Regions from separate parts of the Homo sapiens genome. Here region 1 is linked to region 2. A link is a contact called in ENCODE Hi-C data. All regions are on one chromosome and are shown on one strand. Each heading gives the region's core, a stretch centred on a gene start or an enhancer-like site at or near the end of the contact. The rest is flanking DNA. Distances are from core to core; before and after follow the strand shown. Region 1 overlaps ETV6 (ETS variant transcription factor 6). Region 2 holds the start of BORCS5 (BLOC-1 related complex subunit 5).

Evidence for each region. Hi-C counts contacts between places; a loop is a spot of excess contacts on that map. Pooled maps may share reads with other maps.
Region 1: a pooled map shows a loop between it and region 2 (2.9-fold over the local background). The contact joins the enhancer-like site here to the promoter of BORCS5 in region 2. A Hi-C loop is called at or near these places in 1 of 168 maps with a recorded cell type or tissue (B cell), 2 of 37 single-sample maps with no recorded cell type and 7 of 50 pooled maps.

The regions. Positions count from the first base shown.
Region 1 is chr12:11,821,142-11,824,045 of GRCh38, reverse strand. The region is part of intron 2 of ETV6 (ETS variant transcription factor 6); the gene reads right to left. Among named protein-coding and RNA genes, the nearest start is that of ETV6, 170 kb to the right of the region's middle. RefSeq lists enhancers at 684-823, 1,248-1,297. Within about 2 kb of position 1,510, at least 13 of the 41 ENCODE cell types and tissues checked have a DNase peak (open chromatin) inside an H3K27ac peak, as active enhancers do; they include B cell, where a contact is called at or near this core.
Region 2 is chr12:12,355,788-12,358,583 of GRCh38, reverse strand. BORCS5 (BLOC-1 related complex subunit 5) reads right to left here and starts at 1,506. Exons shown (of 4, transcript NM_058169.6): 1 at 1,075-1,506. The coding sequence starts at 1,132. LOH12CR2 (loss of heterozygosity on chromosome 12, region 2) reads left to right here and starts at 1,517. Exons shown (of 2, transcript NR_024061.1): 1 at 1,517-1,656; 2 at 1,779-2,796. RefSeq lists enhancers at 77-156, 1,043-1,721 and a silencer at 1,097-1,176.

The sequences.
Region 1 (2,904 bases), core at 261-2,760, 530 kb after region 2:
TCCTAGTGAATCGCTGCTGGGTTTTGTGGCAGTAAGTGAAAGAAATGTGATAATTAATCTAAGGGGTCTCTGGCCCCACCAAAGGGGGTTACAGCCCAAAGTGCAGGAACCACTGCACTCTAGAAACAGAGACAACAACCACAGGGGATACACAGGAAGAATCAAATGGCTGAGAGCCTCAAAGGGCACTGGCAGTCAAGGGGGGCTGAATGGCTTCTCCCACCGAAAGAACTAAGGAACGATTCTAGTGAAGATGAAACATCGAAATAGAAGGAATTACTGGCCGGGTGCGGTGGCTCACACCTGTAATCCCGCATTTTGGGAGGCCGAGGCAGGCGGATCACAAGGTCAGGGGTCTGAGACCAGCCTGGCCAACATAGTGAAACCCCGTCTCTACTGAAAATACAAAAAATTAGCCTGGCCTAGTGATGGGAGCCTGTCATCCCAGTTACTTGGAAGGCTGAGGCAAGAGAATCATTTCCACCTGGGAGGCAGAGGTTGCAGTGAGCAGAGATCGTACCACCGCACTCCAGCCTGGGAGACGGTGCCAGACTCCAACTCAAAAAAAAAAAAAAAGAAAAAAAGGACTCTCTAGTGGGGATTAAAACAACAGTAAAGACACAGCCTTTTACTGTCTTTCCATATCTCCTATCACCGAAAGTCAAGATGTCCAGATGTCAGAACTATGAAATTTTTAATAGTTCACAAAAGTATGAGTGACTCAGCCTGTCAGACATCTTAGCAATCCTAGATCGTGGTGGAGACCTCCCCAAGTTAGTCTTTCCCAAGTTCAGTGATGAATTGCATCTTCAAAGAAATACGGAGTTATAGTCACAGATTCCCCCATGCAAGCCCTTAGGAGGAGCGATCCAGCTGCTCATCTCAGAAAGAGCCCCCACAAAACCAATGAGGTGTGTGAACGCCAGAGGCCCTACAGGTGCGGTTGGTCTTGCTGTCAGCTCTAACTTCGCTTTTCCTGCTTGTGGCAGCCTCCTTTCTCACTGGAGTCTTGTCTATTTGGAAGACTCGACTCATCCCTGACATGCCAGTCTCGTCGGAGGATGCTGTCATGTACTGATAATTTTTAAAAATGGCTGTTTTAATGCAGCCCTTGGAAACTTTGCAAGAAATGTATTGATTTGAAATACTCAAGCTGAATTATTGAGCTTTGGCAAAGGGAAATAAATCTTTCCCATTCCTCCATGCCTGTTGCCAAGCCCAGCTTCCAGGAAGCAATGGCTGTCCTTTCTGGAAATGAAGCAAAGCTCAAACATTCTATCACTTTCCCTTTACTTCCCCCACTCCCTCTTCTCTTCACTTGCAATTCACTGACAAAAGCACTTTACATTCATTGCTCATTTGCCTGAATAGGCATCTGAATTAGTAATGCCCAAATTAGTAATGCCTGGCTGAGGCAGCTTCCTAAATAATGAGGCCTGATCATTTTAACAGACCCGGAGGCCCGTGGAAAGCAAGCCCGCAGCAGGACATTAGGTTAAACACTCTTCCGGTTTTATAACCAAAATTTCCCCTACAGACCTGGATGTGAACAGTAAAGGGTATATGTTTACTGATGCTACAGATGAATAAGACCAGGAGCTAGAAATGGGGGAGAAAGGTAGAGAGAGTGTGCGGGAAAGGGGACGTATGCGGGAGAGTTCTAACGCACAAGGCAGGATTAACAAAAACTTCCTGACATCTGCTGTTTCTTTCATTTCAGGCTGAATGATCATCTCACCTGGCCATGTGCCAGGGGAATTCCCATCACTACCATCAAAACACAGTTGGGTCTAACTGCTGAGCACTCATTTTGTCCACCTCTCCGTTCACTCACCCACTCACCCATCCGTCTAACCTAGGAGATGCCCACTATGCCTCGCGTCCCGGATCAGGCGCAGGGCATGTCAAGGTGAATGAGACTGGATTTTGCGGTCTGGAAGGGAAGAAAGGAATGTAAAGAGACATTTACAAGTTAGTGCATTCGTGCACGGCCAGGGAAGACTTTCTCAACTGGATGGGCCAACAGCTTTCCAGTCAGAGGAACAGCGGATGCAAGGCCTGCACACATGAAAAGAGCACAACCGGTTTGGGGAAATGTTGAGTAGTTCAGTAGGATTAGGACGTGAGATATATGTGAGTGTGTGTTCAAATGGGGGTGAGGGTGGGAGGTGACAATGCATCTCCATGTTTGTTTTTAAGAGACAGAATCTCCCTCTGTTGCCCAGACAACAGAGTTGTTGTATGGTGGTGGGATCATGGTTCACTGCAGCCTCGAACTCCTGGCTTCAAGTGATCCCCTTGCCTCAGCCTTCCAAGTGGTTAGGACTACAAGTGAGCCACCATACCCGGCTAATCTAAAACACATTTTTTTTTTAAGAGATGGGGTCTTGCTATGTTGCCCAGGCTGGTCTCAAACTCTAGCCTCAAGCAATCCTCCTGCCTCAGACTCCCAAAGTGCTGGGATTACAGGCATGAGCCACTGTGCCCGGTCAACATCTCCATTTTGATGCTTAATAGGCACGTTAGGCTTAATGAGGCCAACCAACCTCCAGATGTCACTCATCTAAATCTGCTGTTCCCAATCTTTCCCATCACAGAGAAGGCAAACTCCATTCTTTCTGTGGCCAAGGCCCCACACCTTCCAGTCGCCCTTGTTTCTTCTTTCTTTCTTTATTTTTTTGAGACTGAGTCTCACTCTGTTGCCCAGGCTGGAGTGCAGTGGCGCCATCTCGGCTCACTGTAAGCTCCACCTCCCGGGTTCACACCATTTTCCCACCTCAGCCTCCCGAGAAGCTGGGACTACAGGTGCCCACCACCACACCCAGCTAATTTTTTTTTTGTATTTTTAGTAGAGATGGGGTTTTGCCGTGTTAGCCAGGATGGTCTGGATCTCCTGACTTTGTG
Region 2 (2,796 bases), core at 257-2,756:
CGCTTCCCCCTAAAATATGTTTCTGCCCTGCCATAGAGGCAAGAATGTCAAAGGTGGCAATTATTATATTTCTTATAACAGATATGACACTCTGGCCCTTCCAAGGAAATAGAAAAACGTAGCAAAGCTAGTAGATGCTGCTCACCATTCAAAGCTGCCCCAATCCAGTCCCCAGAATGTAGGTCTGAACTAGTCTTGAAAGTCACACCTTAAAGTGAAACACCCTTAGATCTATTAGCTTGCCTATTTCTGAATTACAGCTCCTATCAAGAACAGAGAACTTCTAAAATCGGCGACTCTTTTTAGGCCCCAGATTTAACCAATTTGCGTTAGCAACCCCGGAGCTTAACCAAAGCACTCCCAGCTGTCCTAGCGTGTGGGTAACAAAAAAAGCAGCAAATGGTCCTCAATTAAACATCAGCTGCTTTATCTATTTATTGAACACTCACTGTATTGCAAACACAATAATCCTCCCATTCTTGTCTCAAACGCTTAGAGAAGTCTAAAAATCATGGACAGAGAACAACAATGGAAAACACCAGTGCCTGCTGTCTGGCCAACCTCTACAAGATTAGAAAACGGACCAAGACACCTTCTGAGAAGAAAAAGCTGTTTCTGGAGACCTTTGCACTAAAGGGTTCAAAGCAAGTGGACACCTATCACATATCCCTTCAGAAAAGGAACCTCTAACACCCGTTTTTAAGAAACAGACTGTTCTTAGAGGTCCTATAATCCATCCACTGTGTGAGCCAAATCTCACTACATCAGCCATGAGCACTAGAGCCAAAAATTAATTAGCTCGTCTTTTAAACAGGAGGCTGTAGCTGGGAGAAACGGCTGTTTTGAAAATAAATAAGGGCACTGGCGCCCACGCTGGCTTAGCTTGCAGTCACACGCACTTCCATCAGGGGAATCGAGGCCAGGACAGATGGTGACTTTTTTTTTTTCCTACTAGCACGGTGAAGGCTTTTTCTGTGCGTTCCCGTCCGCAGTCCCTGACCCTAGTCTGGGAGGCAGCCCGCTCTGCAAGGGGACAGGGCGGGCTGGAGGAGGGTGGGAGGTTAGGACACCGACCTGAGGAGTTCAGATCGTTGGGTCGGCTCTCGGCCTCGGAGCTCTGCTCACTGCCCATGGTGCCGACAGCGGTGGCAGCAGAAGAACGGCGGGCCGGGCGGTCACCGCTCCGGCGGCGGGCGACAGGGCAGGGGCCAGGGACCGGGACGGGGAGGCAAAGCAGAGTCTGGGCGCCGCAGCGAGGCTAATGTGTGGGGCTGACGCGTCCAGCCCACGCAGGGGCCTGGGCGGCGGGAGAAGGAGAGGCCCTATTTGGGGAACAGAAACGCAAGGAGGCGCGGCGCGAACGCACGCGGCTAGCCCTCCTTCTTTCCGGGAGCCCTAAGAGAACCGGCAGATGACACTGGCTTTGCCGCACCTGCGGCCGGCGGGCGGCGCCGCTTTCACTCACTGGTTCACGCTCCGCAAGCTCGCTCCTTCCGGGACGCAGATGGGCGGTGCCGGCTACGCAAGACCTTCAGTTCCGGATTAGGAGGCCCCGCCCCCCGGCCCGAGGGAGGGGCGGAGAGACCCGCTCCTGCGACTTAGGGCGATGCCACCTTAAAGGGCTTGACCTCCTCGAAGCCAGAACTGCGGAAGAGGGTAAGCCCTTTCCTGTTGTAAGGATGCGTCACCTTTAAAACACCACCCACACTATTAAGCTCTTCAATACCCACATGTGAGAACAACTTTACAAAATAGGTATTTTTAACCCTGTTTTACAGATGGAGAAAGAAACGCTAGATAGACCCAGGATTCGAACCCACAACAGCTTGGATGCAAAGCTCATTTTGAATTCTGAAGAGCTGGGAGTTTAGCAGTGGACGACCAAACAAAAAAATACCAGAAGACGGTGAAAGCAGCAGCTGGAAATGAGAGAAAAATTAAGAAATAGAAAATGCTGTTTCATGTATTAGGGAGTGCACATCTTTAAAGAGAAGTGAAGAACCTTTTTGGCTAGGCGCTTTCTGGGGACCTTGGCAGTTATCAACAAGTCACTCTGAAACTAACAGAAGGTGAGGAGGGAGTAATCCAGAAAGGAAACTGCCATTTTTGCTAGGGCAAGAAAGTAGACCTAGCAATGCAATGCCATCAAGGAGTTAGCTGGCTCTAGCGTTCTCCGAACTTTGCAACTCATTTTATATTACATTGTCTGCGTCAAGAAATTTCAAGTAAATGCCTTGAGATTTTATATGTATAAAATGTAGTCTCTGGCCAGGCGGGGTGGCTCACGCCTGTAATCCCAGCACTTTGGGAGGCTGAGGCGAGTAGATCACGATGTCAGGAGATCAAGACCATCCTGGCTAACATGGTGAAACCCCGTCTCTACTAAAAAATACAAAAAATTAGCCGGGCATGATGGTGGGCGCCTGTAGTCCCAGCTACTCGGGAGGCTGAGACAGGAGAATGGTGTGAACCCGGGAGGCAGAGCTTGCAGTGAGCCGAGATCGCGCCACTGCACTCCAGCCTGGGCGACAGAGCGAGACTCCGTCTCAAAAAAAAAAAAAAAAAAAAAAGTCTCAGAAGAAGTGTCAAGTTGACTAAATGATTTTTAAGTCCCTTCCACTCTACTATATCACAATAATTTCCCCTATTTTACCTTATTTAATTTTCACAACAACCCTGCAGCCTGTAAGTAGGTGACTCCTCCATGGTCAGCAGGTGGTCAGTGGTCGAACTATTTAGGACTATCTGATGCTCTTTCCTCTGCTCACCATTGCAATACAATGAGAAAAATGCAAA